Linked DNA regions of Homo sapiens: region 2 is linked to region 1. The links are chromatin loops, found by intact Hi-C in ENCODE. Cell type or tissue: heart right ventricle. All regions are shown on one strand. Each heading gives the region's core, and the rest is flanking DNA. Links, peaks and the distances in the headings are about the cores only.

The links. A loop is a pair of places that touch in the nucleus more often than their neighbours do. Peaks named below come from ENCODE experiments on the same cell type or tissue, not always from the same donor. Only the 100,000 strongest peaks of a DNase experiment are listed, where the experiment ranks them.
Region 2: it touches region 1 in a loop (4-fold over the local background); 1 of 110 quality-filtered maps calls a loop at or near these places.

What each region holds. Positions count from the first base shown.
Region 1 is chr3:178,532,173-178,541,583 of GRCh38, reverse strand. It overlaps KCNMB2 (potassium calcium-activated channel subfamily M regulatory beta subunit 2), which reads right to left and starts at 5,148. Exons shown (of 5, transcript NM_181361.3): 1 at 4,873-5,148. All of the region lies in intron 5 of KCNMB2-AS1 (KCNMB2 antisense RNA 1), which reads left to right. RefSeq lists an enhancer at 4,518-4,587. In heart right ventricle, for the core only: no CTCF peak of the experiment used is centred there; no DNase peak of the experiment used is centred there; H3K4me3 peaks cover 3,277 bases; H3K27ac peaks cover 2,578 bases.
Region 2 is chr3:178,842,717-178,852,127 of GRCh38, reverse strand. The region is part of intron 2 of KCNMB2-AS1 (KCNMB2 antisense RNA 1); the gene reads left to right. It overlaps KCNMB2 (potassium calcium-activated channel subfamily M regulatory beta subunit 2), which reads right to left. Exons shown (of 5, transcript NM_181361.3): 5 at 7,699-9,411. The coding sequence ends at 9,191. Among named protein-coding and RNA genes, the nearest start is that of KCNMB2-AS1, 13 kb to the left of the region's middle. In heart right ventricle, for the core only: no CTCF peak of the experiment used is centred there; no DNase peak of the experiment used is centred there; H3K27ac peaks cover 3,337 bases.

The DNA of each region.
Region 1 (9,411 bases), core at 1,935-6,934:
ATTATATTTTAATTAATTGAAAAAATGTATAAATGGTAGAGAGGTCACTGTTTAACAGACCATGAGATTGTACCATGCTGATTTTGAAAGTGTAAATGAATAGTACGATTATTGATTGTATTAACTGATTACTACTGCTGCACAGGCTACTGGGGCTTGTACACTTAGAAAGCCATACTGACCCCAATCATCCCTTCCAACTTGGTTTTACCATCCCTTTCCTCATTGCCAGGGGAGAGCAAAGAAAATATAGGACGTGTCAACATTTATAGTCATTTGTATAGGAGATCTGTGAAAATGTCCTTTTTGAAATAGAAGTCATCGTTTGGATAAGATCAAATTCAGACAAATTGAATTTTTATTTGCTTTGACATGGATTGGAATCAGTGATGTGATTTTTTTTCCCCCTCCTGTGCAGGCAGGGGAAAGAAAACCATCTTGATAAATTTCCTTAACTTTCTTGAAGGTGCTCTTTGGAAAAAGCAACAGAGTGTTATGACACAGAGCTCTGACTCTGAGGTTGAAAATCTTATACTTGGAATCTAATGCTACTAATGGATTTTGATGAAGGAAAACATTTAATTACCACATTGAATAATTTGTTCATTCGTTTGACAATTGCTCATTAAGTGCCTACTACATAAGAGACCCTATTCTACGTGCTATGAATACTTCAGAAAGTAAATAAAAATTCCTGCTTTCATAGAGTTTACAACTGAGGAGAAGGGAGATAGACAATAAAATCTTAGCATGTAATGTCCTGGGGATAATATGGTATGCTATGGAGAAAAAGAAAGCATTGTCTGGGAATAAGAAGTGTACAAAGGGGTGTGATTTGAAAGGTGTTTTCAGGGAAGTTTTCTGACATTCAGCAGAAACCTGAAAAAAAGTAAAGAACTGAGTCAAGTGACTATGCAGGGGAAGAATTCTTTAGGCAGCAGGCAGAGCAAGTCAAAGCCTCTGAGGTTTGAGAGTGCTTGGTGGATTTGAGCACTAGCCCAGGAGGCCAGCGTGGTGGCAGTGGAATGGAAAAGAATGGTAGCAGAAGGGTACAGGGAGGAACCAGATTATTCCAGGGCACATGGGCCACTGTAAGGCCTTGGCTTCTGTCTGCAGTCATACAGAAAGACATTGGAGGCTTTTGAGCAGAAGGTAGGACTTAACGTCAATATTGAAATGACCACCAGTGTTGGGTAGAGAATAGAACGTGTGGGTGGGAGAAGGGAGGCAGAAGTAAGAGACCAACTGTGAAAAATGTGTAATAATGTGAGAGTTGGTAGTGACTTGCCCAGAGTGGTAGCAGTGGAAATGACAAGAAATAATTAAAGCTAGGCACAGTTTGAAGGTAGAGGCCTTAGGATTTCCTGTGATGTGCAAAAGAAAGAGAGGATCACAGAGGACTCCAAGGTTTTTCTTCTGAGCAAGTGCAACAGTGAAGTTCCCATTTACACAGATGGAGAAAAATATAGAAGGAGGACATTTTGTGGAATTCCGAACTTTGATTTTGAACATATCCTGTGTGAGATGCCTGTAGACATTTAAGTGGAAATGTTATGTAGGTAGTTGGATATGTAAGTATGGAGGTTAGAGGAAAAGTCAAGGTTAGGGATTAGAATTTGAGAGCTCTGTATACGGGAAGTTTCTGAGGGCTTGACACTTGATTGAACTCATTTAGGGCTTAAGTATAGATAAAGAAGAAATTTATAGTTGATCCATGGAACACTCCAATATTTAAAGGTTTAGGAAATAATAAGGAACCAGCAGGAGATTGAAAAAGTCTCTGTTTATAAAATAAGGAGAAATCACACACACACGCACACATGCACACTCAACACACACACACGCACACACACACTCTCTCTCTCTCTTTCCCCTTTTTTCAGAAACCTGAGTTAAGAGGTAGGAGTCAGTCCCTGAAAAAGGATAATGCTGTTTTTCTTGAAGTACCAAGAAACCTAAGGATGAAGAGGATTTGACAATGGAATGGCATCTTTAATCAGTTGTGCTTAGACAAGCAAATGACTTTGGAATTTGAGGTGAAGACATACTACATGATATGCAGCAGGATCACAGACAAAGATGGCAACAGGGGCTGGAGATAAACTTTTATGATATGTCTTATTCTTACTATTGATATAATAGATGCTCTTTGAAAAAAAATGCAACCGTGCAAATGTATGAAGAGAATAAAATGCACCAATTCCGCCTCACTGAGATAACTGCTGTTAAAATTTTGATGCATTTTTTTCTAGTTTTTTTCATACACACATATGCATTAACAAAATTATATACACATTCTTGCAGTCTGCTTTTTTATTTGATATCATAGCAGAAATATTTTTGGAAGCTTTATTTTTAATTATATTTTGATGAGAGGGAGAGATGATCAAAGGGAAGATTGTGTTAGTTTGAGAAATATCTGGTCCAATATCTTCCAATAAAGTAGGATGATGACTGTCTGTGTATATAAGAGAGACAGAGAACAAGGACAACTCTGGATTCTAAGTGTCTTGGTGACTGATACGATGGCTGTGTTACCCATGGGGACTGAGGAAACAAGACTGACTAAAGCTGTGCTTATTTTTTATATCAAGGGGGACTGCAGACTTGCTTTTTGCATAGCTGGAGAATTGTTTGTTTTTTATTACTAGATGTAGAAGAAGCTGAAAGAAAAAGATATCTCAAAATGTTTTGGCTGGTATCTACCAATGTAAACAGGCAATAAAATTAATTTGTGATATAAAGTAGATTGTTTTGACTAAATTACTTGGTTTGGCTTTCCTCACAGCTTATAAAGAAAAAAAAACAAGCACCATATCTCCTCTATATTTTTCAGGTTGTGGGCATACAGTTCAGACACATATATCATCAAGAATACGGAAACTTTTTCCTCATCAATCTGTGAAAATTGTGAAAATTCATTTTAGTTTATCAGTAAAGTGTTATGAGCATAACCATAGCAAAATAATTTCTCCTGTTGACAACTTTCAAGGCACGAATTGCCTCTAAAGTAAATACTTGATGCAATTAGATTCAGAAGATATCGGTAAGACCAGAGGCAGTGAAAGTCCTTTTACCCTTAATGAAATTAATGAAAATAATAGAAATAATATCGATTTGTAAACCTCTAACAACAGTAAGTAAAATGTATGTGTGTATTTTTGTTTGTGTATTTTGAGCTCTCTCTTTCTATACATGCATTCTTGACTGGTCAGTTGGCTGGAGAAGGGACTTCACAAGGTCAAGGGCACACATTTCACTGGTAACATAGAAGCAGAAAACGATGTCATAGCTATCAAATGCACCAAGAATTCCATACAGTCATTTCGTGGACATGTGGTCTGGTCACGTAAAGACCAGCCAAGAGAGTTCGGCTGGTTCAGTAAAATCCACCACACTGTTAGGAAAAACAAACAGGAAACTGTAACATAGATGCCATCTACTATGGGGCAATGATTTCAACTTTGTATGTGGATTACAGTATATATATAGAAGCTCACAAATACACAAACTCAACTGCATCAGAGAAGAGCAAAAGCCCTATTTATCCTTAATTGCAGTATTTAGCTGAAAACAAACATACTCTAATCATCTTCCAATTTTATTTCTAGTTAATTCTGCATTAGTATGGAAGTTTTAGATGCATTTGAAGAATATTGCATTCTTTTATAAATTTATAATTATTTCACATATCTGCCATTCGTTATAACCAATCTATGCCTCAGAATACAGAGTTTTTCAGAATATAAAGCAACATCTTTACAGCTCGGAGTTTGTGAAGTCCACTGGGGAAACAACACAACAGCACTGAGAAATTCACTTACTATGTTTCTGCCACTTCACATTGAGGGTCATATGCAATGACAAAGACTGAAATTTGCACCATAGATCAAGTTGAGAAAACACTGGTTTCTGATCATTGTACTTTTGCCTTAGAAATCTCAGCCTGTGATTTCCTGACATTTCCTTTTCTGATTGTGCTATACCGATCCCATATAAAGTACAAAGCAGTATAATAAGTTCCTCTGCAAATCTATTCATTATCGACTGGACTTTGGAACCCAACTGCCCCTCCCATCTTTGAAGGAGAATTGTGTTTTTATGCTGTTCATTTAAAAAACAAAACAAAACAGAAAGGTAAAATGTCAAGTCCATAACCTCTAACTAATCACCATTTCCATCTGCAGCCCCAGCAGTTGTTGAAAAGCAAGAGCAGGAACCGAGAGAAAGCCCCTTCTTTTAGTCGAAAACTCTTACTCTGCTTAGGAAAACCATGAACCCAAACAGTGTGGGTCAGCCTTTCAATATGCAAAACGGACGAAGGTACCCAATTTTCTTTTATAATGGATTACATAGGAAATAGTTCTTTGTCAGGGAAATTTGTCGTAATCTTCCAATTTCCCCTTTGAAAAATCAGACTCTGACCATCAAAACACATTGACTGTAGAAATAAAATAACAGGTTTCAAATCTTAAGGACAGCTTCCTCTTTATTTTTCTTGGACCTTTATGCCTTCCACCCACCAAAGTCTTCACTCGACCCTACCAGTACAGTAGCCCAGCCGGCACCACAGGTAAGAGGCAAAGTGTTTCCTTCGTGACCTCTAAGCATTCTACTCCACAGGAAAAGCAACGTGGAATGCACACTCAGCAAGCTGTAAGCCTGGAGCCAGTTTGTCCTGGAGGCATTTCTGCCATAAAACATAATACTGTCCACTGTGTTTTGCTCTAAGCAGAGCGTCTCCCACTCCCCTCTCCCTCCTCTTGCTGCTTCTCACTCCGCACCTGGCTGCAATTCACGATCCTCACGCCACAGAACAAACAAAAAGCATGAAACAGCAACAGATTCCTTTGTTTTACATGCAAATCCTACCTCCGGTAGTTGTCACATCTTCCTCAAAAGCCACGCTTAATTTTTAATGACAGCGATCCGGTGCAGTCCTCCAAATAGCCACCGGTAATCATCATTACCTCTTGTGCCTAAAGCCTTTGTGGACCATTAATGTCACAACCCTTTCTAACTCATAGCTTTAATACTCCCTGCTCAAAATGTCTGAAAGAGTTTGGAAGGACAATAGGAGTGACAGGCACGCTAGACAGCCATGCTTGAAATTAGTTATCTGGAGCTCCGTTAAAGCTGCTTCATACTGTTTTAAAGCGTGCAGGAGGTAGGATTTATTAGCCTATGATAGGCATGCTGTTTCTGTTTTTATTAAATACTGTAATAGGCTGTCTGTTAGCAATGCTGTGATAGGTCCAACATCACTTCCCCACTGCTTTCGAATTCTCATATTAAAAAGGGAGAGAGGGCTCACAGTCTTCCTTCCCAGACCGACATCGCCCTGCACTGGATCAGATTTCCAAATCCTCCTTAACTATAGGAGAGAGAGCCAAATAGATATTTTCTATATGGAAAGCGAACTTGGTAGTAAACACTCTAGGATTCTCCAAACAATTTTCTCACTCCCAGTAAGGGATTCCTGCTCTTCCCAGTTACAAAAATAAGTGTTCTCTGGAGTTAGGTATGAAAATCAATCCAAATAGGAAAAGTTCTCATTATTACTGAGATATGACTTAAGGTACACATGTACACAAAATCTCAAATTATAGATCAACTAGACTGAATGGATCATTCAGTGCATAAAGTGTTTATTTTATGCTGACTTACAAAGCTTTGTGTTTCAGGCTGAAGCAATCACATGCCATGCACAACTGTCAAACGGCAAGAATGAATGATGGATGGAAAGAATGGGAATGTGTACGTTATCTTGCTCCACTTTGGACAGTCATGATCATGGAAGATAGAAGAGGGATTTCTTAACATTGGTCAGAGAAGAGGGTATCAGTTAGCTGGAAGTGCTACTCTGAAAAGTTAAGTACCTTTGCAAGTAAGGAAGCGGAGAAAGTTCTTAATAGAACTACACAATTTATTCATTCTCTTCCGCATTTCCTTTCTTCCTGCTACTCCAGGAGCAATAGTATTGTAGTAGTTACTACGGAAACTAGATGGTGTGCTCCAGGGAAGGGCTTAAAGAGAGCAGCAGATGTAATATGGATGGACATGTATTATACTGGCCTATAGAACTAAAAATGAGTAGCAATTAACAAACAAAAACTGCTACAAACTACTACAACAAAATATTAGAGAGAATGATTATAAATCACCACTACTTAATTATTGGTAGTTTTGTAATCTAGAAATGCTCTAATGATCGGGTCATAGCATCCATTATTTTATTATATGTAATAACTGAATATCTGAATTGCTCAGATGTCTGATAAAGCAAAGACGCTGTTTCCTCTGCTCCTTTGTCCCTCCCTCCCTCCCTCCCTCTCTGTCTTCCTTCCTTCCTTCTTTCCTCCCTCCCTCTCTCCCTCCCTCCTTCCCTCTCTCCCTCTCTCTCTTTCTTTTCTTTTCCTCTCTCTCTCTCTCACTCTCTCTCTCTCTCACTCTCTCTCTCTCTTTCGAGACAGGGGTCCACTATGTTACCCAGGGTGTTCTCAAACCTTTCTTTTTCTAAACTCCTAGTTGTCAGTTTGAATATGCCCTAATGGTGTGTGAGTTTTAGTTGTTACTTGACTGGTTACAGTTTCTTCTCAGGAATAAAACGTGATTTAGAGGAAAACTGTCCTAGTATCACAAACCATAATTTTGTTCTCTTTGAGTATCCTTATAGTGGTTTTCCTGGGACAACCAAAGTCAGAAAATACTTATTGCAACTCAAATTAAAAAAAAAAAAAAATCTTTGCCCATTAAATTGGTAGGAAAAAGAGAAAAAGACTTTTTCAAATTTTCAGTTTTCCAAGTAGTAAAAGAAAAAAAATTCTTTTATGTTAAGAGTCCAAGACATTTCACTAGCCTCATGGTCATCCAAGAGGAACTATTTCTCACCAGCGTAATTAAATTTTCACAGTTGTGAGGAGTCCAGCGAATACAAAATTATTTTCTTTAGTACCTCAACTTCACAGTTTGTAATTGGAGTAACTGATACCACTGAAGTGTGAGTATAAAAACTCCGAAAAGAAATTGTTGAAAAACAATGCTTAAAGATTTTATGAAAATCCTGTCTTTTATAGGCAAGCAAATAATCCAAACATTTGTAATAGAAGAATTATTTCAGGGGAAAAGTATTTGTGATATTCTCTTTTAATAATAATGGGGCTGAGCACGGTGGCTCACGCCTGTAATCTCAGCACTTTGGGAGGCCGAGGCAGGCGGATCACCTGAGGTCGGGAGTTCGAGATCAGCCTGACCAACATGGAGAAACCCCGTCTCTACCAAAAATACAAAAAGTTAGTCGGGCATGGTGGTGTATGCATGTAATTCCAGCTACTCGGGAGGCTGAGGCAGGAGAATCACTTGAACTCGGGAGGTGGAGGTTGCAGTGAGCCGAGATCGTGCCATTGCACTCCAGCCTGGGCAACAAGAGCGAAACTCTGTCTCAAAAAAACAAAACAAAACAAAACAAAAAAAAAAAAAAAGGAAAAGTAATATTACAAATTATATCTCACAGTTATTTTTTCAAATGTAAGGAAGTGTTTAAATTATAACCTAAACACCACCACTATATGATTTAGAGAGAGAAAAGAAGAGAAAAGAAGAGAAGAGAAGAGAAGAAGAGAAGAGAATAGGAGAGGAGAAGAGAAGGGAGAAGAGGGGAGGGGAAGAAAGCAGAGAGGAGGGATCAGAAAAAATACCCCAGTCGTATACTTCCCTCCAATTTTTATCTGTGGCTAATTCAGAAAACAGTGGCTAAAAATACAAGAGATAAATGAATAAGATTTTGATAATGGGATAAAGCGAGAAGGTGGGCCTGGGGCAGGGATTGTTAGTGACGCTTTCTGGAGGCTCTGTTCCTGGAGGAGCAAAGAAAGCCCCTAACTCAGACCCATCTGAGAATAAAGGAGGTTTCTGGAAGGAGCAGTGTTCAGATGGGAATGGGGATGGAGCATAAGATGGTTTGTTGTGGTAGTGAAAGAGGAGCAGGAAATGAGGAAGGGACGCTGAAGGAGGAGAAAGAAGAGAAAAAGGAGAAAAGAGATTTATGAGGAAGGAAGGAAAGAATTTCTTGAGATAGCATGGTATTGGAAGAGGGCACAGGCTTTGAAATAAGGCAGCCTGACTTGGAAACAGTTCTGCTAGCCTGTTTCCAGTTCACTGTGTTCAAATGAAATGATAGCAATGGCTGTTCTAAGACTGCAGTGATGTGAATGAAAGGACATAATGTATGAGTGAAGCTCTTTACAAAGAGATGTACTGAAATAAATGTTAGTTATCACAGAGCAGGAAGAAAGAGGGAGATGCATGATTGAAGATGAGGAGAGGGCCACAATAGGAAAGAGAGGAGAAAAGGGATAGGAAGAAAAGGAAGCATGAAAAGAACCTCTCTAGGGGAGGTAGAAGAGAGAAAAATTTCTCCTGTTGAATCATATAAGATACAATCTCTTTCTTGCATTTGTTTTGTTTTCTGGATCACATTTCAATAGCTGTTCCTTTAGTTTTACCTCTATCATGAAGTTTCAGATAATAAAGTGTCTTTGAAGCTCATACCTTCTTCAACAAGAGAGAAACCTATGCTGAATTTGTTGAAAGCTTGTTCTACCATTTTGAAAACAGCTGATCGGAGGAGTGAATTTAGTAACTCTTAGCATTACTTTTCTGGATGGTTCCCCAGAGAGTGAAGTTTGGGCCGGCAGAAGGCAGGGACTGAAGTGATATTTCAGAGCTATATTACCAAACACATTCAGCAAGAATATTTTGTGCATCTGTAACTTGATAACATTTCAACAGCATCTGCTCCCTGAATGTACATCAGAGAACTTGTTCTGGAAAGAATTTGTGTGTGTTAACAAATATTAGGTTAAGAACTGGAGACTGGGGGAGAGTGGTGTGATCACACATACACAGAATTTGCAGTTTACGTGCACAGCCCGCCAGTGAAATGGTTTAATGAATGGAACAATGAATGCATAATTTCATTATGAGTCATCACTATTAAAATGAAAATTTGATAGATACATAACCAGAAAATGTAGCTATCTGTTACAGACACAAGTGCTAATTATATTTTGGAGTATATAATTTATGCTCTGAATAATACAGCAAGTAACTGCTTTTGCCCTATTATGACTATTTTTCCAGGAACAACAGGAAAGTTAGTTTAGACACTGCTTCCTTACTATTATATTTCTGTGAATGTTGAAGCTGACTCACTTTGAAGTGATCTACAGTTCCACATTAGGTGCATACAAAAGGCATTTTCTAGTATAAACTCAAATGCATAAACTTAGAAAGCAATTAAAGACAACAGTTGAAGAAAATCTAACATCAAACCAGCATCTTATTTCTAAAATAGAAATGAAATGCTTTAATTGGTCCATATCACTTTTCACAAAAATTGTCCTTCAAATT
Region 2 (9,411 bases), core at 1,591-6,590, 310 kb before region 1:
AATGATCCCCGATTATGGTATGACACTCCCTGATGTGTTTTTCAGCTTGTTGCTGTTTTATTTAATTTCCAGTCAATTATACTGATGTCTGGATCATTAGTGATTTCCTTTTAGGCAGAAAAACATCACTATCCTGATCCTTTTCTTTGAACATCAGAGTTTTCTTATTCTATATTTTAATTATGATAGTAATCAATCATGACTTACTTATAAGAAGGGACAGTTTCTGAAACTTCTGTCCCCTACTTTCACCCTCTTCAATGTGTCTAGAACAGAGCAGCTGCAACTCATTTAGGCTGTGGATGTGGCCTGCCTGGTGAAAAACTTGAATAAGCCATTTCTTCCAGAAGGTGTGTGTATGTGTGTGTGTGTGTGTGTGTGTGTGTGTATGTGCAGACTTCTGAAACACTATGGCCCTTTTCCCACCACATCAGACTTTCTGAGTATTCAGATTATTTTTGTGAGAGCAGAAAGTGTTTCACCATATGAAGAAAATGTTGGTCATCTACAGTCATCTTTTCTTTTTAGGAGAATAAAAATGTTTCCGGTATAATAACATTAAGCCATATATCAGGTAATAGTCGTACTTTTTCCGATTTGCTAGCAATTGGAGAAAGTAAAGGATAAATAATATTTTCACTTTCTGAATTGATAGCTCATGTTTAGGTCCTTAATCTGAAGTTAAAATAAATGCTGGAAAATCCTCGCATAAAAGTGTGAATATACGTAGAGTGTGTGTTTAATCAGAGCCCCGTTTCTTGACTCTTTTCTGGGGAAAGAAACAGAGGAACTTGGGTTCCGTTTCTGGCACTTTTGCATGTAGCCCTGTTGCTAACAACCCTGGTTCTAATGTATATATTCATTCTCTACTGCTTATCTGCATCTCTCTCCGTACCTCTTGTTTTCTTTTTGGGTGACTCTGAATTTTCTAAACTCAGACACTTCCTTGCTCAGCCTCATGCCTCTATGTTAACAGGCAGTTTCTGGGATTTCAGACATGCTAGGTGAGATTCAACACTGGGACCAAATCCCTTCTTTCACCATTTGGGGGAGTGGATGGGAATCCTCCTCAGAGGTTGCTCCCTGAAAGGAACTGGGAGCAAGTGATAAAAACCCACATTAGTCTCTTGACACCTCATCCACATTCCTCTGATTTGGATGCTTTTAAATCTTCCCAGAACTGATCTTAGTTATGAGATTCCATTTGGCAGAGCTAAGGCTGGGGCCGGTCCTAGGAAAAACTATTAGGAGAGATGAAACTTGCCTTAAGAATCTTTTATTGTGAAACATGCTATGAACATCTTTCTACTTTATCTCCAGACTCTTAGTGTACATTCTTAAAAAATAATAATTATATATCCCCACCCAAATCTCACCTTGAATTGTAATAATCCCCACGTATCAAGGGTGGGGCCAAGTGGAGATAATTGAATCGTGGGGGTGGTTTCCCTCATACTGTTCTCGAGGTAGTGAATAAGTGTCACGAGGGCTGATGTTTTTGTAAATGGGAGTTCCCCTGCACAAGCTCGCTTGCCTGTCACTGCGTAAGATGTCCCTTTGCTCTTGCTTCATTTTCTGCCATGATTGTGAGGCCTCCCTAGCCATTTGGAACTGAGTCAATTAAATCTCTTTCCTTTATAAATTACTCAGCCTCGAGTATGCCCTTATTAGCAGCATGAAAACAGACGAATACAGTAGGATATATAATTATTATTATTTTTAAGAGTGTAAACTAAGAGTTTGGAGGCACTGCAACAGGGTGTTTGTGAAACATAGAAGATAGGCAGCTAGCCTGGGACACAGGAGGTTAGGAATCACCTCTTGGTGCAGGTGAGGTTTGAGCTAAACTTTAAAGGATGAGTATGAGTTAGCCAAGTGGAGAGAAGGGAGATCAGAGAAGGTTGAAACAGAGGAAACAGTAAGTGCAAAAGCCCAGAGGTGTGAGAAAATTTGGAACATTGGGGATGGCCTTTGACTGGAATGGCTGAGGTATAAAGTGACAGTGGGAAATAGACTTGAAGGGCCAGTTGCCTCCACAATCCAAGTCATCAGCAGCAGCAAAACGTTACTAGTTTTTCTTAGGAGTGTAAGTCTTCCTTAATAAAGGCTGCTCTGCAGTCCCTTGCTGAATGAGAAATCTCCTCCTTTTAGCTTGCTTTGATGCCTGCAAATGCAAGGGTTTGGGCTGGGTTTGACTTACTGCTTCCCATAAAACAAAAATGAAAATGGCAAGAATGACCACATGAAGATAGCTTTTAATTTTCCAGTGGCTGCTTTTCAGGGATCTTGGACTACAGTGATATCAGAGGTAGAGTAACTTGCTGGCTTTCCCTGGTCTTGCAAAGTGTCCCTTTGTTCCGGTTCCCCATGGGATTTTTGCAAATCAATTTTGGTGGTTAATGCCAGGAGTTTTTGAGGCTACTCAACTATTAAAAGACTTCCTTCTTAAGAGAGGAGACAGTTGTGTATTTTCATCGTTGGATAATTTGGACATGTGGCTTCTCAAACATACCAAGTGAAATCTTCTAAACAGTCTTGGATGTTTGCCAGGTGAACTTGAGGATTGTTAGTATTCAAAGGGTTATTTACTCAGCCAGATAGTGTGACATTTTCAAAGAAATTGAGAATTGGAAAAGGGAAAGCCTCTGTTAGTGTTAGCAGAAAACCAATCCGTAACAAGTGGCCCCGACTGACCAGCCTAGATCTGGCTCCTGGAATTTCTGTTGGCAGATACCTGAGCTATATTTACAGCATTCACTTTTTCTAGGAATGCTGAAACTTCACAGCTGATTATGACTTTCTGGAGATGGACCTAAATGTAGAATTGGCACCAAATTCTGCATCTGTCACAACTGATAGAAAGGAAGGGACCTATTTTACATCAGTCCCCAGTCTGAACTCCCTGTTTTCTTCTCAGTATTGCTAGATGTTAGCTACAGCAGCTGAATGCTTTTGGTTAGAGACAGACACTGTCAATTGTTCCAAAATGATACTTCTGCCGTGCTCCAGAAGGCACGGGGAGGGCCTATTTTATTTGCTCACCATGAGAAGGAACTAAGTGTCAGGGTTTGCAGCTGCCTGGTAGAAACTGCTAGAATTTTAATGCAGCAAGTAAAAGGGTTGAGATTTGATGATTGTCCAACTAGAGGAGGCTGATGGGTTTGGGCAGACCTTACATGAGGTTATCACATGGATGATGAGGTGTTGAAATAACCACAGTGTTGCAGATGGTAGGTGGGGTAAGTAATGCTTTCTGTTGATTTATCTGTGATAAGAAATATCACTGGATGGTCCAAGGAGGACTCACTTTCTTAAATGTTATGATGTCAGAAAAAAACTAAGAGGTAGGGAGAAGGAGAATTCATTCCTTCATCTTCTTCATGCTCCTTAAAGTTGATTTACTCCAAAATAAGCAGGTAACAGGGCAATTGAATCTGTGCTAGACCAAATAGGTACTACTCAACGCAAGGGACAACAGCCTTAAGAAAAATGCAGAGAAATTCCTTAGTATCTCATGAATAGTAATGGTTGCTTAAATTAGAGTTTTAAAATTCTGAATGATTCCTCACATATTATCACTCCCTTCCTTTCTCTTAAACTAGTTTTTGTTTCCTATAAACTCTTATTATATCAGTTGCCCCCTACTATCTTTTTCTAAGGGAACTTCTTGTCTTCTGCTAAAATAAAAATATTCCTGCATCTTTCACTTAGTGAAAATCGGAAATGCTTTTCCCTCCTTTTAAATTGTATGAGATTACTGAGTGACTCATGCATGTAAAAATTGCAAAGTAAATTTTGAGCACTGGTTCTTTCGCTCTTTTACGCTTTCAGTAATACTTGCTTTCCTTCCCATATATGTGGGACCTTCAACCAAAATCTGGGAGAAGATTTTGGGACAAGACTCTGGCGTGAGTTTTTTTTTTCACATTTCCAGTAGTGGACATCTGCTGTTCTTACTTGCCCAGCATCCCTTCTTCTGTTCTTTACATACACCAGTTGACCTTTGAGGAATTATCTGACTTCCACTTAGTGTGGCAGATAATCACATGCCCTGCCTCCATCATTACAGAAGCGGGCATGTAATGCCATGCTATAGGTCTGGCCCCAAAGAGTTTACTATCCTCTGAGCCATACTGGTGGGCCCAGTAGTGGACAGCAGATACAAAGAGATCTGGCTTTTGTGAGGACTGATATTAATACTGGGGTTTTCTCCTTCTGTAACTATAGAAATAGGGATTTTGTGAACATGTAGTTGCTGGAGATTATCTTTGCTGGTATGTGATTAAAAGTGCAATCAAAAGAAGGAAAAAATCTGAGTGAGAGAGAGAGAGAGAGAGAGAGAGGATTTTATGAAGATAAGTTGTGTCTGCTACCTAAAGAAATTTTTAGTATTGCTAATATGCTAGTTGGTGAAGTTGTGTGGAGGGTATAGAGGACTTTGAAGCTTTCTCTGTGGTCTCTTCATATACTATGCTGGTAACAAGTCATACTACAACTTGCAAGGGCTTGGAGATTAAATTTGTTTTAAGGTTAAAAAAGCAGTTCTGGAAACCCTAGTTAAGTGATTATATTGTTTGAGAGAATGACTTCTTTTTCCACCTCAATGAAACACTTATCACAAAGTCACAACGGGAATTCACAGACTGACATTTTCTTCCAATTCTTTGGTATTGCACTGCAGAATTCATAGTGCCTTAGCCAAGACAAACCCATGGCAGCTGTAGTAATATTTTGTTAGGAGCACAGCTATGCTCTTAAGTAATCTGAGTCTGGTTGTCATCAGATTGAGTTAGAACATAATGCAGAGTTTCAGCAATGTTACTTTTCAGAAGGCCGAATCATACTTAAGAGGTGGTACAGGATTAAAACCAACATAGACATCAGAAGGAGTTAGCTAGTTCATCAGTTTAACTCATACATGAATATTTGGGTTCTAATGGATATATTCTTAATCTTTTAAAACTGATGTCCTTTGTGCCACCTTCATAAATTTCCCTTTATGTCATAATTCTGTCTGAATGGGTTATTTTTCATGGTCTTATGTTTGAGACAAATGGAAATTGCTCTTCCCCATCCCCTCCTTCATTTCAATAAAATAACACTAATAAAATAAGTCAGTGCAGGAGTATTGATTTTATTGTATAGATTTGGTGGGTAGATATTACAGGGAGACAGACTTCAACTTGTTATGAGGAAAACATGTTAGCATTAAGTGGTGACCTGTCCTATCACTGGCAGGATTCAGGTAGTAACCATTCCTATTGCTAGATGATTCCTGCTTAAAATCTATAGAAGGAATTTGTTGATGTGCGTTTTGGGCAAAATGACATTTTAGAGCTATTCTAGCTCCAAGAGATTATATACTACTAGTGGGTATACTAATACGACTTGTACATTTATTATTAATTATAATAGCTACTGTTATTTACTATTATGTCTGTTATATGCTGTATACAATGCTTGATATTTACATACATAAGCCATTTAAGCCCCATACCAATACTTTGTAAATATTATCCCCACCCATGTGGATACCTAATTGTTGTTCTCTATTTTTAATTTCATGTGTGTTTGTTGACCCATCTAGTAGATTACAAAGGCATTCTTAAAATATAAGGCAGGGTTATATACTTTGTATTATTTCTTACAGTTACTTCAAATATGGAAAGGTGGAACAGATTCAACGTAGAAGTTATTTCTTCAGTCCTGCTGTGCATATCATGCTGACAAACTTTTCAGGGGAGTCCTGAAACTATTTCTTGAGTCTACTTTCCTACATGATCCATACATCGAAGTGGTTATTGTAGAACTGTGACTGTTCTTACTAAATTATTTTACAAGGGAGAGAGAAAAGAGCAGAAGTTAAGAAGAGAAGGAACAGTGTCTACCCTTTAATCATCCCTTCTTCCTTATACGGACAATGAGAACTACCTTACTTACTTAACCATTGTTCATTTCAGTGTTTTGGTGGGGGAGGGAGGAAATTTAACTATGCTTGTATTAGAACAAACCATTGCTTTAAAATTATTGTTTTAACTCACTTGAGTCAATTACTCATATTGTTTTGCTAGCCTGCTGGTCTCATTTTTAATGCCAGTGGAATGATTACAGTGTTAAGATGTTTCACCCACAGAAATGTGGTAAGAAATTTATGGCTTGACATTCTGAAAATAATATTTGCTTTATAAATGCCATGCATTCACAGCATGGCCAACATGGTCATTCACAGCAATGGGAAACGGTAGCCTGCTGGAACTCTACATGTCACGTGGTCTACATAAGAGGTATTTTATGATTGCCTACACTGTTATTACCAGTGTCAGCTAGTGTTTTGCCAGTAGCTTTCTACAGAATCATATATTTATTATAGCTATTTGCAAGCAATCATTGGTGCATTTACCATTCCTGGGTTTTAATACAATTGCAACTCAGAGAATCTGAAATCAATTAAGTTTTAGATGGGGTGTGCCAATTGGATAATGAAAGTGATTTGGAAGTGTAGACGTTTATACCATTTAGGGAAGTCATTCTTGATGAATCATATGGAGATCAGAGCTCTGCTTCTAGCAGATGGAAATATAGCTTTAGGGCTTAAAAATGAAAGACTTACTAGGAATATCAATAGAAAAGCTGTTTTTCAATCCATAGATTAATATATACAGATTCTGTTTGAGAATCAGACCTGTGCTCTGAAGGTTAGCAAATGGTATTCATTCCTCTTTCCACATACCTAGGATGGAATGTTCGTGTTAAAAGGGACCTTGATGATCAGCTGACTTCACCTCCTAATTTTACAGTCAAAGAAGTCAAAAGACTAATTGAGAACTTTAAAGTCATCTAGTCACCGTATCTCCAATGAAGTCTTTGACTTCCAGTTCAATGCTTTTTCTTCACTCCTGTAATCTTTTCCAAGCCTCAGAATCCCCCTGTGTTATCTAAAAGATGCCAAAGTCATGGAAATGGTCACCATAGCAGGAAAACTACAGACTGTTTTCTTAGCTCTTCACCATCTTAGTATGTGCATAGCCTTGGGGAAATTATTTAACATCTCTGAGCTTCAACATTCTCATCTGTAGGATGAGATAATAATAATACCTCGCCCAACAGAGTTGTTAAATAATGAAATTAGTTAACATGTGCAAAGCATTTAAAACATTATTAGTCCCAGATCTTTCTCTTTTAATAATGAGCATTAATTGTATATATATCTAAATTTCTTGAAGGGGCTGTTGCTATGTTGGGATTCTAGAAGGCAGCAGTTAATCTCTTTTTGGTGTCATTATTTAAAAATTTCTACATTGTTATCTTAAACATTATTTGGGAATTTTTAATGAAAATTCAGAATTAAGTAAAAATAAAGTAACCCATCTGATAATTTCACTCACATATATTTCACCCTTGGATCACTCGAAGGGAAGCCTAAGGAACATTAAAGACAGCACATTTTCAGCTCTATAGTCTCAAATATTTCTTTAGTATCTTCAGAATTATATGTTTTAAAGTAGAGTAGAAATAAAAGAGTTTTTCATCCTATTTTTCAAATGGTCACAGCATTATGTGTATGTGTTTGGGTGTTAAAAAAAGAAACTTTCTTTGTAATCACTCAAAATATTTTTAAAGGTATTGAAATACAAATTTTTGGACTACCATGGGCTTGTCAGCTCAGAATGCAAGAAGTATTCAAATCTTGCAATTTAATAGATTTTTTTTAAAAAAATTTAATTACACATTTGAAGTCCTGATTACATCCTAGGGATTTATTTGCTTATGAAAAGTCAAACTATGAATTACAATATTGCAGAATAATTTTCCATTTCATCAGATTAGTTTTACCATTCATTCCACAAATGATTTGTAAAATTTTGCATTACCTAAAAAACTTTGATACTACATTACAAAAAGGTACTTAAATATAGATGAGAAAGATAGATGTTTGTCTTCTTCTTTTGATATTGATATTAAATGAAAGATGGAATGTTTTTTATTTAAAATCAATCCCTCGTATTTTCCCCCAAACACAAAAGTAAATAGCAATGTGAACAAAGGCTTTCTTTAAGTCTGTTATTCAGTTCAAATATGTGTTAGAAAAAAGATCTATTCTGTGTATAAAATATAACAACAAAAAAGGGAATTATAAATAGAAAAATAAAACATGTAGAAGAGACTAATATTCTGTGCACATAGCTTTAAAATCCCAATAGGGAATGCTTGTCAGAAGGAGATACTACACATTCATTGACTTAAGCACAAATTCACAAAGAGCAATATTCCAACACATTAATTTGCCACAACACATTTACCCATTGAAACCAGTCCACCAATTTTTACCAACAAGTAGCATCTTAATTTTACCATCTAATGGTTAAATTGAAGTGAAATAAAGATTTCCACACAAATATCAGTAACACAGACTTTCCTGGATTGTAATGGAGCACCTACCAACATTCAGTCAGCTCACAGGTAATGACACTCCTTGTAAGTATCATCTCTTCACACAGTAGCAGGGTCTTAAATGGAAAAGGGGTGTGTTCATTTTCTACATAAATCACAGGAAGATATTATAGAACTGGCTAATGAAAACAGCTTATATTTTGGAAATTAGTTTTACAAATCTGAAGTTATGAATAAAAAGTGATGAAAAAAAGTAGCTGGCTGGGTTTCCCCTCTTCTTTACAGTGATATGGTAAAAAATACAAGAAAAGTACCTAACTTCCTTTAATTAGGAAATCTGGTCCCTTCACTTGCTATAGGGCTCAGTTTAGAATAAGAAAAAAAAATATTTTTGGCTGTAGCTTTAGTAAACAATAAGTGATGAAAAATATTGTCTTCAAGAGATCTGACAACTCAGAACACAGACTTTATCACATTGATGTCACCTACATTCCTCCACGAAGCTTGGCAAATGAATAACTGAGCCCTGTTTTGGCGGAATGAGAGAAGAAAGTACTAGTTCCAGTACAGAAATAAGATTATGAAAACCACCAACCAACACAAAACAGTTATTTATTCTCCTGAATAATAAAGACATCATGTTTGCATATAGAACAGCTTTTGCATTATTGCTCTACATATAAGAATATATTAGGGAACTCATAACAGACTGCACGTTACAAACTTAAGGTTCTTTGGTGAAGAATGAAAGAAAACAGTATTTGAGCTTTAACAAAAATTATTTTATCCATTTTTGCATTTATCTATTGATCCGTTGGATCCTCTCACATAGTAGGGAGAGGTACTGTGTAAGTTTCACCATGGCAACAATTGCCACACCCCCAGCCATCATACAGGTTGGCCAGAAGAGTGAATGGAACAGCACGTTGGAACTGTAGAGTTTTGTTAGGATAACACTCTTCTGGTTTCCTTCTGGGTCAGAATAGCAGGAGAAGTGTTGATACTTCCTGAAGTTTTCCA